Linked DNA regions of Homo sapiens: all the other regions are linked to region 4. A link is a contact called in ENCODE Hi-C or POLR2A ChIA-PET data. All regions are on one chromosome and are shown on one strand. The core of a region is the stretch at or near the end of the contact, and the rest is flanking DNA. Distances in the headings are between cores, read along the strand shown.

What was found. A loop is a pair of places that touch in the nucleus more often than their neighbours do. ChIA-PET counts read pairs that join two places held with the same protein, here RNA polymerase II (POLR2A). Pooled maps may share reads with other maps.
Region 1: a loop to region 4 is called in a map of naive thymus-derived CD4-positive, alpha-beta T cell, with 5 times the contacts of the local background. The contact joins the promoter of PTS here to the promoter of SIK2 in region 4. A Hi-C loop is called at or near these places in 3 of 168 maps with a recorded cell type or tissue (K562 and naive thymus-derived CD4-positive, alpha-beta T cell), 6 of 37 single-sample maps with no recorded cell type and 13 of 50 pooled maps.
Region 2: a loop to region 4 is called in a pooled map, with 8 times the contacts of the local background. The contact joins the promoter of BCO2 here to the promoter of SIK2 in region 4. A Hi-C loop is called at or near these places in 3 of 37 single-sample maps with no recorded cell type and 7 of 50 pooled maps. POLR2A ChIA-PET finds 5 or more read pairs at or near these places in 1 of 52 experiments (OCI-LY7).
Region 3: a loop to region 4 is called in a map of B cell, with 34 times the contacts of the local background. The contact joins the enhancer-like site here to the promoter of SIK2 in region 4. A Hi-C loop is called at or near these places in 8 of 168 maps with a recorded cell type or tissue (A673, B cell, CD4-positive, alpha-beta T cell and 5 more), 9 of 37 single-sample maps with no recorded cell type and 16 of 50 pooled maps.

Annotation. Positions count from the first base shown.
Region 1 is chr11:112,225,097-112,227,796 of GRCh38, reverse strand. PTS (6-pyruvoyltetrahydropterin synthase) reads right to left here and starts at 1,369. Exons shown (of 6, transcript NM_000317.3): 1 at 1,271-1,369. The coding sequence starts at 1,353. RefSeq lists silencers at 437-731, 1,089-1,498.
Region 2 is chr11:112,174,155-112,176,854 of GRCh38, reverse strand. BCO2 (beta-carotene oxygenase 2) reads right to left here and starts at 1,343. Exons shown (of 12, transcript NM_031938.7): 1 at 1,166-1,343. The coding sequence starts at 1,253.
Region 3 is chr11:112,279,246-112,281,945 of GRCh38, reverse strand. All of the region lies in intron 1 of LINC02762 (long intergenic non-protein coding RNA 2762), which reads right to left. Among named protein-coding and RNA genes, the nearest start is that of LINC02762, 9.8 kb to the right of the region's middle. RefSeq lists an enhancer at 1,515-1,604. Within about 2 kb of position 1,310, at least 9 of the 41 ENCODE cell types and tissues checked have a DNase peak (open chromatin) inside an H3K27ac peak, as active enhancers do.
Region 4 is chr11:111,601,114-111,603,813 of GRCh38, reverse strand. It overlaps SIK2 (salt inducible kinase 2), which reads right to left and starts at 1,365. Exons shown (of 15, transcript NM_015191.3): 1 at 1,116-1,365. The coding sequence starts at 1,250. RefSeq lists silencers at 600-759, 1,310-1,749 and an enhancer at 1,840-1,979.

The DNA.
Region 1 (2,700 bases), core at 120-2,619, 620 kb before region 4:
GGGGCCTAGTGGGAGATGTTTGGCTCATGGAAGTGGATCCCTTATGAATGGCTTGGTGCCCTCCCTGAAGCAATGAGTGAGTTCTCGCTCTATTAGTCAATGGGCGAGCTGGTTGTTAAAAAAAGCCTGGCACCTCCTCTCCTCTCTCTTGCTCCCTCACTTGCCCTGTGAGTTGCCTGCTTGCTCGCCCTTCGCCTTCCACCATGAGTGGAAGGTCCCTGAGGCCTCAACAGAAGCAGATGCTGGTGCCATGCTTCTTGTACAGCCTGCAGAACCAAATAAACCTCTTTTCTTTATAAAATACCAGTCTCAGTATTCCTTTGTGGCAATGCAAAATGGAATAACACACCCCCACTTTCTCCTGCTCAGCCACTTCTTGTATTTAGAGTGCTAAAGTCTTTTGCACAAAATTTTCTCAGTGTACCCTCCACAAAATAGGCCAGATTGGAAACCCCATACAAGATCCCTGATGCATCCGTTACCTAGCACAAGCCCTGACAAGCACGAAACAAAACCTGGTTTAGCGAATGGAGGGATGAATCCTGTTAGATAGCGATGGTCATCCTCATTTCACAGACGACGATACGGAGGGCCAGAGGGTGGAGCTGGTTAGTGCGTGGTAAAATTCCTCAAAATCAACTCGTCAGTGCATGCAAGCAGTATGTATGATCGGGATTCAAATCCCAACTATGCTGCTTCGGAAACTGAACGTCTGGGCTCATTTTTTTTTTTTTTTCTCCTAGCCACTAGACCACCAGGGACTGGGTTCATCCAGTCTTTGGTAAAAAAGGGGCTAAAATTTGCCTTGTAATTACATTAGATATGGTGGCCAATGCTCCTGGCATACAAGATTAGCTAACATTTACTGAGTGTCTACGCCGCGCCAGGTACTGTGTAACATAGGCGAGTTTAACACTGCTGAGTTTCACAGCAACCCTGTGGTCTACACCAAGGGACTCCTAGGGGCAGAGACGTTTCTTCGAGTCGCAGAACCGGGTGTGGGCCCCGCACCCAGACGTGGGCCATCGCCCTCCGCAGTCGGCTCCGTTAACCATCAAGCTCCCCCACCCCTCCAGGGCTGGGGACACTCCAGCCCCCATCAGGATGCTGGAGGCCGTCCGAAGCCCCACGAAGCCGACCAGCGCGCGTCGCCCCAGCAGCCCCCGCGCCCCTCCCGGGCCCGACGTCAGCACGCCCGCCGGCCCCGCCCCGGTGACGTTCCGGGGCCCGGCGCCCACCGCCCGCCGCTGTACCTGTGTGCACACCCTACCTGTACAATCGGTGGCTCGCGCTGAAGGAGATGCGGCGGGACACTTGTGCCTGGCAGCGACGGCCACCACCTTCCGTGCTCATCTTCCCGGCGCTGTCTGCGGTGCTCGGCCGGCACCTCCTCCCGCCGCGCGGCCGGTGCCTCCTCCCACCGCGGCTGCGCAGTGCGTGCCAGACGCGCCCCTAGGAAGTGCGTCTCCGCTTCCGCTCTGGCCAATCCCGGCCTCGGGAGACAGTTAAGGGTGTCTCTCGCTATCTGAATCTCTTCGGAGAGCAAGATTTGGGATACCTAAGCATACCCTGGAGTGGTCAGGGTGGGTGGGGACCCTGTGTCCTTGATCTGTTTGCCCCGCCTGAGGTCACGCCACGTAGTTAGGGCCCGTCTGGGCACACTTTGGGTCCTGAGTGACCTCTCTGAGCCTCCTCTCCCACTCTCTCCTGTAAAGCTCCAGTGACTGGTGACTCAATCGGATGAACCCCAGGGCCACAGTCCGCTTTATAGACCAAAAGGAGCAGGAATTGAGCCAGGCGGGCGTGGTGACGCACTCCTGTAGCCCCAGCTATTGAGAAGGAGAGGGATCACTTCAGCCCAGGAGTCCAACCTGGGCAATAGAGCAAGACCCTCGTTTCTCTTTTTCTTTTTTCTTTTTAATTATTATTATACTTTAAGTTCTAGGGTACATGTGCACAACGTGCAGGTTTGTTACATAGGTATTCATGTGTTATGTTGGTTTGCTGCACCCATCAACTCGTCATTTACATTAGGTATTTCTCCTAATGCTATCCCTCCCCCAGCCCCCTACTCCCTGACAGGCACCGGTGTGTGATGTTCCCCACCCTGTGTCCATGTGTTCTCATTGTTTGATTCCCACCTATGGGTGAGAACATGCAGTGTTTGGTTTTCTGTCCTTGTGATAGTTTGCTGAGAATGATGGTTTCCAGCTTCATCCATGTCCCTGCAAAGGACATGAATTCATCGTTTTTATGGCTGCATAATATTCCATGGTGTACATGTGCCACATTTTCTTAATCCAGTCTATCATTAATGGACATTTGGGTTGGTTCCAAGTCTTTGCAATTGTGAATAGTGCCACAATAAACATACAGGTGCATGTGTCTTTAAAGTAGCATGATTTATAATCCTTTGGGTATATACCCAGTAATGGGATGGCTGGGTCAAATGATATTTCTAGTTCTAGATCCTTGAGGAATCGTCACACTGTCTTCCACAATGGTTGAACTCATTTACACTCCCACCAACAGTGTAAAAGCATTCCTATTTCTCCACATCCTCTCCAACATCTGTTGTTTCCCAACTTTTTAATGATCGCCATTCTAACTGGTGTGAAATGGTATCTCATTGTGGTTTTGATTGGCATTTCTCTGATGGCCAGTGATGATGAGCATTTTTTCATGTGTCTGTTGGCTGCA
Region 2 (2,700 bases), core at 94-2,593, 570 kb before region 4:
TTATTACTTATTAGCTGACAACCTTGGGCAAGTTACTTAATGTCTCTGAGCCTCAGGTTTTTCCATGATAAAATGGAAATAAAAGGAGGTTAATACTTCCTGTTTATGTCTGTTGTCATAATCAAATATAAAGATAGTGGATGCTTTCCAAATGTTAATTCCCTTTATGGGCTCCTTATCCCCCTTACCACTTCATGAATGTTCCTAAGGTCCTACCTTGGATCTTTAATCTCAGCACTCTCCCTTGGCAATCTCATCTAGTCTCTTAATTTCATCAATTACTTCTTGCAGGTGACTTTCAACATGTCAAAATAGAATGTTTAATTCCCCCCCCCCCGCCAATCAATTTTCTTCATCTAGGATATTTCCCAACTCCTTCAGATGAAATTTACTCACCTAACTCATCCTTCAAGATCCAGTTGCCATGTCATTTGCTTTATAAACACAGCATTCCCCTTACCTACAGCAAGAACTGATTCTCCTTAGTCTGAACTCACAGCATCTGTTTATAGCTCTCATATGGACCTTATCTTATCTGTCTTGTATGATAAATGATACTACCAGTACTCCTTGAGTACAGGGTCTGGTGTTTGTCTCCTCTCTCCTTCCAGTACGTAATACATTCCCTTGCATACTGCAAACATTAAATTACTACATTAAGTAATTTTAAAATTTATAGTGCATATTAGTATGATTTCTGAAAGCTCTAGATCAGCCAATTTCTATACATAAAATCATGTAACAATGGTAACTATAATAGAAGGCTATAAAACATAAATGAGTTTTAAGGCAGTCCCCGCAAAATGCAAATAGAGAAACCAAACAATTACATTAGAACGTGTGGCAGTGATTTTTCAATTTAGAAAAGCCTAAATATTGAATATTCTTCTTATTGCAAATCCCAAAGAATACCAAGTCCCTGAATCCTGCCTTAAATATTGCATAAAATATACAAATGTGAAGGCTGTTTCCCTGACCATGAGGAAACAATCCTAACTCAGCCTTCTTTAACTTCCAGGACTCTGCGGAATTGCTATCTCATCTGAGCCACACAGGACACAAAGCTTCAGAAGCTCCCAGCAACCTTCAGGAAAGAGGCACAGAATTCTAAGCGCAGACTGGCAAGAAGAGGAGGATGAGGAAGAGAAAGGGGCAAACCCTCTACCTGGGAGCCGGTGCACCATCACAGGAAGGAAATCCACTGCAGTGGCAGAATGACTCCTGATAAAATGGAGAAAGACTCGAAAAAACATTTTTGTATTGAGCAGATCCAGTGATTTCCAAATCCTCTCACACTGGCAGTTTTGAGTACTACTAAACAGTGAACACGCACAGAACTGCCTGGACTGTCCCTCCCTCACTGACAGGTCAAAGAGAGGACGCAGCTTAAGGGGCGGGGCTTATTTCCATGACAACCGTCCAAACACCCTAGCTATAATACGCAGCTGTTTGAAATATTAAAATTAGACCACCAATAGTGGTCTCCCCCGCCCTAAACTTTTCTTTTTCAAACCTGTTCTCACACTACAGTTAAGTCCGTTTATCCTGATGCACAGCATCAATTTTTTTATGCCACTCCTCTTCTGGAAGATTCCGACACAGAATAAAGTCCGAATTTAGACTGCCACTAGAGGACGCTACAATCTGGCAACAATTTACCTTTCATCCTTTTTCTCTGCCTTTAAATCACTTCATCCTTCCTTTTCTTTTCTATTCATTAATTTTACAGAACATTTTCTGACAATCTAGCATGAGTGAAAGTATGCCCTTAAAATGTATATGACTTTATTAACATTTTTAGCACCAATGTAGCAAATACTGTGCTACAAAGTAAGAATACCAAGAAACAAGATTGTCCCTGCTCTCCAGTTTAGACCATACACTATTCCCCTTCATGAATTATCATCCCAGCAAAGTGACTAACATACCATGATACGTTTGTTCTTCTGTGCCACTGAAGAAACTTTTCCCCTGCCTGAAATATCCCCTTTCCTTTTCAAAAATCCAATTTAAAATCTACCTCTCTGACTCCCTTACCAAAAGGTCTTCTAGTAACTCCCACAGCACTGCCACAGAGTTGCTTTTAACATTAACATATCATGTTTTCCTAGCAAAATTGTATTTCAAGAAAGAAGTGGTTAAAATTGTCAGAAGGGAGTGTCTTAATACATATAGCAGAGTACGAAGATAGTTCGGTATATATTTTGATTAGTAATCAATGAAAAATAACTTATAAATTTGTGATATTTTATTGAAATAGTAAAGAGTAACATTAGAAGTGTAAATTAAAGGGCAATAGTATTCCTGCAATAGCATTTCTCCAGTTGTGAGATAATAATAATTATTATTATTTTCTGAGACAGAGTCTCACTCTGTCACCCAGGCTGGAGTAGAGTGGCACAATCTCGGTTCACTGCAACCTCTGTGTCCCGGGTTCAAGTGATTCTCCTATCTCAGCCTCCTGAGTAGCTGGGACTACAGGTGTACGCCACCATACCCAGCTACTTTTTTTAATTTTTATTAGAGACAGGGTTTTGCCACGTTGGCCAGGCTGGTCTCGAACTCTTGACCTCAAGTGATCTGCCTGCCTCAGCCTTTCAAACTGCTGGGATTACAGGTGTGAGCCACCATGCCTGGCCAAGATAATTACTCTTGTCTACGTGGATGGTACCAAAGCCATCCAAATTTGATTTAAAAAAT
Region 3 (2,700 bases), core at 61-2,560, 680 kb before region 4:
ATTCATTGGCTGGCTAGAGACTTTTGAAGTGGCCCAGCACCTGAAAAAGGGGAAGGGTGTGTCAATTAGATTTCTATCTCAGAAAGCAAAACTGGAAAATGTCAAGAAAATCAGTCCGTTGGTGGCGGGAGCCAAGGCTGAAATGTCCTGGAGTGCAGCAAGTGGAGAGAGGCTGAAGGGACCACAGTGAGTGAGGGGTAAACCAAAGTTATGAATCAGCAGAAGCTGTGGCGCAGGGAAGAGGCAGGTGCAGAAAACAAGGCAAGGGAGCTGCCAGTGGCGAGCGGAGAATGGAGGACCTGCTCACAGAAGCCAGGTCGCCTTACTGGGGGAGAGCCAGAGCAAAGATCCAGGACTCCTGCTGGAGTGTAACCTCAGATCCAAATGCAGGCTCTGTGGACATTCTTGCTCCCTTGTTGCTCCCTTCTCCTTCCAGCTACCTCCCCAACTTCACTTGTACTGGTGTGTGAAGGCATCTGGTTATTGCCGCTTAAAGAACCCGGCCGGGCACGGTGGCTCACACCTGTAATCCCAGCACTTTGGGAGGGCGAGGCGGGCAGATCGCTTGAGTTCAGGAGTTCCAGACCAGCCTGGGCAACATGGCGAAACCCTATCTCTACAAAAAATGCAAAACAATTACCCAGGTGTGGTGGCACATGCCTGTAGTCCCAGCTATTTTGGGGGCTGAGGTGGGATGATCGCTGGATCCCAGGAGGTCAAGGCTGCAATGAGCCAAGATCATACCACTGCACTCCAGCCTGGATGACAAAGTGAGACCCTGTCTCAAAAAAAAAAAAAAAAAAAAACCACCTCAGTTCAACCATTAGCAAGTAGAGATGGACAGAGAAAGTCACACACACAAAAAAAGCCAATCAATAAGGAAACCACCTAAAAGAAGAACAATTATTTTACAGTTTCTGGGAATAATACTAATTAACATGTGTATAACCATTTGCAAATTTTGGCTTAGGATAATCATGAGAAACATAGAAATTGAATCTGAGTTCTGTCTCACCAGTCACCATTGCAGAATCAGTTCATTTTAGTCAGAAGGCCAGATAGGGGACTTTGCAATCTACAGCTCACCCTGTCACATCTCAGTGGATCTTTTTGAGGTGGGGGAAAAAAAAAAAAAAAAAAAACCTTGAGAAGCGAGGGCCAGGGGAAGGGAGGAAAGCATCTTGAAATAGACCATGGTGGCCACTAGAGGGAGATGCTACCTTGTGAAACATTTCACGGCCCGCTACTTCCAGGGAGAGTTCTCAGCTGAGACCAGAGAACGTGAAGGGACCTGCTCCCCTTCCTCCTCTTTTAGAGACGAGATGAGGCAGCATCCTCTCTGGAACCGAACGGGCTCTCCTCCGCGTTGGTGAAGACAAGGCCATGTTCTACAAAGTTCATGCATAACCCATCGTTCCTGCGGACCAAGGCAACAGGAATGGCCATCGTCTGGAGGGGCCGGCTGAAAGAGAGCCGGAAGAAGAAATGTCTAATGCTGCCCTCAAACATCTGAGAGAATACGGAGAAGGGCCACATTTGCTATGCGCGGCTTCAAATGGCGGAACTAGGACCCATGGCTGAGAGCTACAAGGAGAAACCACTCAGTACAAGAAGGGCTCCTTGGAAACACAGCTGACCAAATTGTGGAGTGGATCCAGCTGACACTGACCATTTTTGGGTGTGGCATAGATGGGCGACCACACTGTGTGGGCAGTTGGTCTCACCGCCTCTAAGACACCTTCCATCTCTGAGAACCTGCAGGAAGGAGAGAAGTGGCCTTGCGACCCCCACCCGCCCCGCCCACGCCGAGTGCTTCTTTGCCGCCCATCCTACCGCGTGCCACCAGGGGGCGCCGCTGCTCTGGAAGACGCCTTACCACTGAGGTTTCAGAGCCAATCCCTGAGAGCCAAGTGCCCACCCTCAACCAAAAGACCACCTGTTAGGTCGAGATAGCACAATGAATCTGGATTGGTTGCACCTCCGCTATTCCAAACACATTGCAATAGTACATAAAGTATAAAAAGAGAAAACCAAAAGATATAGTTCCTGCCCACTGCCGTGGCTCACACCTGTAATCCCAGTGCTTTGGGAAGCCAAGGTGGGAGGATTGCTTGAGGCCAGGAGTTTGAGATCAGCCTAGGCAACATAGCAAAGCCCCGTCTCTACAAAAAAAAAAAAAAAAAAAAAAAAATAGCCAGGTGTGGTGGCAAGCACCTGCAGTCCTAGCTATTTGGGAAGCTGAGGAGGGAGGATCGCTTGAGCCCAAGAGTTCAAGGTTACAGTAAGCTATGATTGTGCCAATGCACTCCAGCCTTGGGACAGAATGAGAACTTGTCTCTAAAAAAAAAAAAAAAGATATAGTTGAGCTGAAAAAAATATGTATGAATATCTCTTTGGATCAGAAAAGGAAGATAAACCCAAAGCAGTGAGCAAGGCTGAAGCTCCAGGACGGCTGCCCAGTGCTACCTGGGGTTACAAATTCCTGGGGAGCCATGGGCCCGGGGAGGGGAAGGACAAAGCCTCCCTTCCAGGAACTGAGACAAGCCACCCACTGTGCTGTCTCCAGTATCTGTTGTCACCAGCCACCTTCATGAGGCGTTTCTAGACCTGGGGTTCAGAGGGACAGGAGGAAGCAACTGCAAAACCTCTAGACAGGTGCAGTTGAACAATCAGAAGAGAAAGAAGAAAAAATCCAAAAGC
Region 4 (2,700 bases), core at 116-2,615:
CAGAATAGGACCAAAACTGGAGGGCAAACAAACAGGAAAAGGATGAAACTCCAGGAGGAACTACAATAAGGCAGAGTAGAGTACGTCAAAACCACTAGGTTTTATTCTAAAGAATGGTTTTGTTTCTACCGTTCTTCTAAGGTATTTAATTTGCACGTCTTAAAATAGAGACCCTGAGGAGAGCAGCTTGAGGCAGTGGAAGGAAGGGGGGCGGGTTAGGTAAGAACAGAGACTTGTGAGAGAGTATGTGCGGTGCATTAGAATGTGCAATGAAGAGGGTGCAGGATTCACCGTCAGGAAGCAGTTGAGGGCTTTATGAGTAGAGGCAGAATCTGATATGGTTTAAAGAATGCGTATTACAGCCAGAATGCACACCTGGTACAGTGACAACCCTAGACAAGTAGAAGACCAATCCACCCACCGTGCAAATGCAGAGATGACCATTTTAACCAGTTCTATTGTCTGGGGCATTAAATGGAAATGCCCCAGGCAAGAGATCAAGCTAGCCAGACACCAAATCAGAGACACCCTGGGCCAAAAGGAAGGAGAGGAGATGGACAGTGGCCGTGGGGGTATTCCCAGCCATGGGGCCCTTCCTCGTCGGGCAGGGGAGGGGCGCCGGGGTCACGGGGGCCGCACGATCCCCCATCCGCGGAGCCCAAGCGCAGGCGGTCCCCTCCTCGGGCCGGCGACGTCTCTCACGGCGCAGCCTGGGAACACCGAGACTTCCCCTCCCACCCCACCCCCAGCCGAAAGCAGGGAAGACGCGGAACTTGGGCTCCGGAGCGGAGGCCACAGACCAGGTCACGGCCCGGGTGGGGGGCTCTGGGCGAAATTCCGGGTGGCCACCGGGGGTGGCGTAGGGGAAAGCAAAGCCCCGGCTGGTTGCGTTTCCAGTCGGACGACACTCGGGTCCGGGTGCCCGGGCCCGATCCCTTCGCTGCTCACCGACCCCCTGCACCTCCTGGGTCCTCACAGTCCCAGGCCCGCTCGCCTCCGCCAGTGAGGCGGCCTCTCGGGTCTCCCCGGTCCCACCACTGCGGCCGCCCCTCTCGGTAAGCAGCTCCTCTCCCGAACCCTCGCCTCGGACGCTCCCGCCGAGCCCCGGGCCGCACCTCCGTCTTGGTGATCCGGTGCCGCCCCAGCTTCACCACAGCGAAGTTGCCCTTGCCCAGCGTGCCCTCGATGTCGTAGAACCCCACCCGGACCGGCCCGCGCTGCAAGTGCCTCGGGCCATCCGCCATGACCATGCTGGGCCCCGCTGCTAGACACGGCGGACAGGAGCGCGGGCGGGCGGGAGGGTTGGCAGCGCGGCTTGGCTTGGGCGACGGCCGCTCCGCTTGCTCCTTCGCTCCTTCGCTCCTTCCCTCCCGCTCCCCAGGGCCCAGCCAGGCGCGCGCCGCCGCTGACGTGCGCCGACGTCAGGGGGCCGGGGCAGGGGGGCGGGGGCGGGCCCGAGCCTGGATTGGTCACCATGGCGACCGAAGCACCGCCGACGTCGGCTGCTGGAGAGTGGGGGACGGCGCACGGGGAGGGGCGCGAGCCTGGCCGGCGCGCTCCTTCCGGGCTCAGACGCCCTCCCCTCGCCCCTCCGCCTCACCGCTGCCAGGGGCGGGGTCGCTGCTCGGCCCGCTCCGTTCCTCGGCCTTCCAGGCGAAGGGCAAGAGCGAGCCCTGGCGGACCGTGCGGAGGGGTGCAGAGACCTGGATGCGGCCTGCGATCTCCTTCCCCGCCCCGGCGTTCTCCGCCCACCCGGGGTCCTTCCCGCCAAAACCTCTCACCTACAAGTACAGCGCGTCCTAAATTTGGCACCGGCAAAGAACTGTGGCTGAGCAATGCGTTGCTCACAGGCTCCTTTCTTTGTGTCCTTTTCTCTTCTCGTTGCTATATATAATAAAACCCTCCACGTTTTGATGTCTCCGAGGAGTCATTCTGACAGCAGTGCAGTCGCTTATAGACTCACAGAATGTCAATGTCAGCGCTGAAGAGATCTTGGAGATCACTTAATCCAGAGATTTGGAGCCTCATGTGAGCTTCAGAGTTTGGAACCCCCTAAAACACAGGCCAGTTTTTGCTTATGTGAGCATGTCTCTGGGGAGATGGACCCGTAGCTTCTGTCAGATTCCCAAACGCGTTGGTGACTCTGAAAAAGTTTAGAAATATTTCTCTAATCCAATTTTTTTCCCCAAAGGACGAAGAAGACCTCAAGGAATAAAGGGAATTGCCTAGGTCACACAGGCAATAGTCGAGGTAGGATTATAAATCACACCACGCTTCCAAATGTGACTCAAGGAAACAGGGACAGTGACACCTCACTATTTTGAGATGTATCATATGCCTTTATATCTTGGTTTCTAAATACCATTCTCCACCTAAAGGAGCCAGACTCCGTGGCGAGATGGCTCATTCGAGGGCAGAGACAGGGAAAGTATAAAATGCCCTTGAAAGATCCTGCTCCTTAAAGCAAGGAGATTTCTTGGCTATGTCAAGGAAGATATGTCAAAAGAAAGCAGATGGCTCGAAGGTGCTCCCCCCTTACCAAATCTGAGACAGTTTGAGTATCAGGAATAAATAATGGGCCGGGCTTAGTGGCTTACGCCTGTAATCCCAGCACTTTGGGAGGCTGAGGCGGGTGGATCACCTGAGGTCAGGAGTTCAAGACTAGCCTGTGTGAAACCCCATCTCTACTAAAAATGCAAA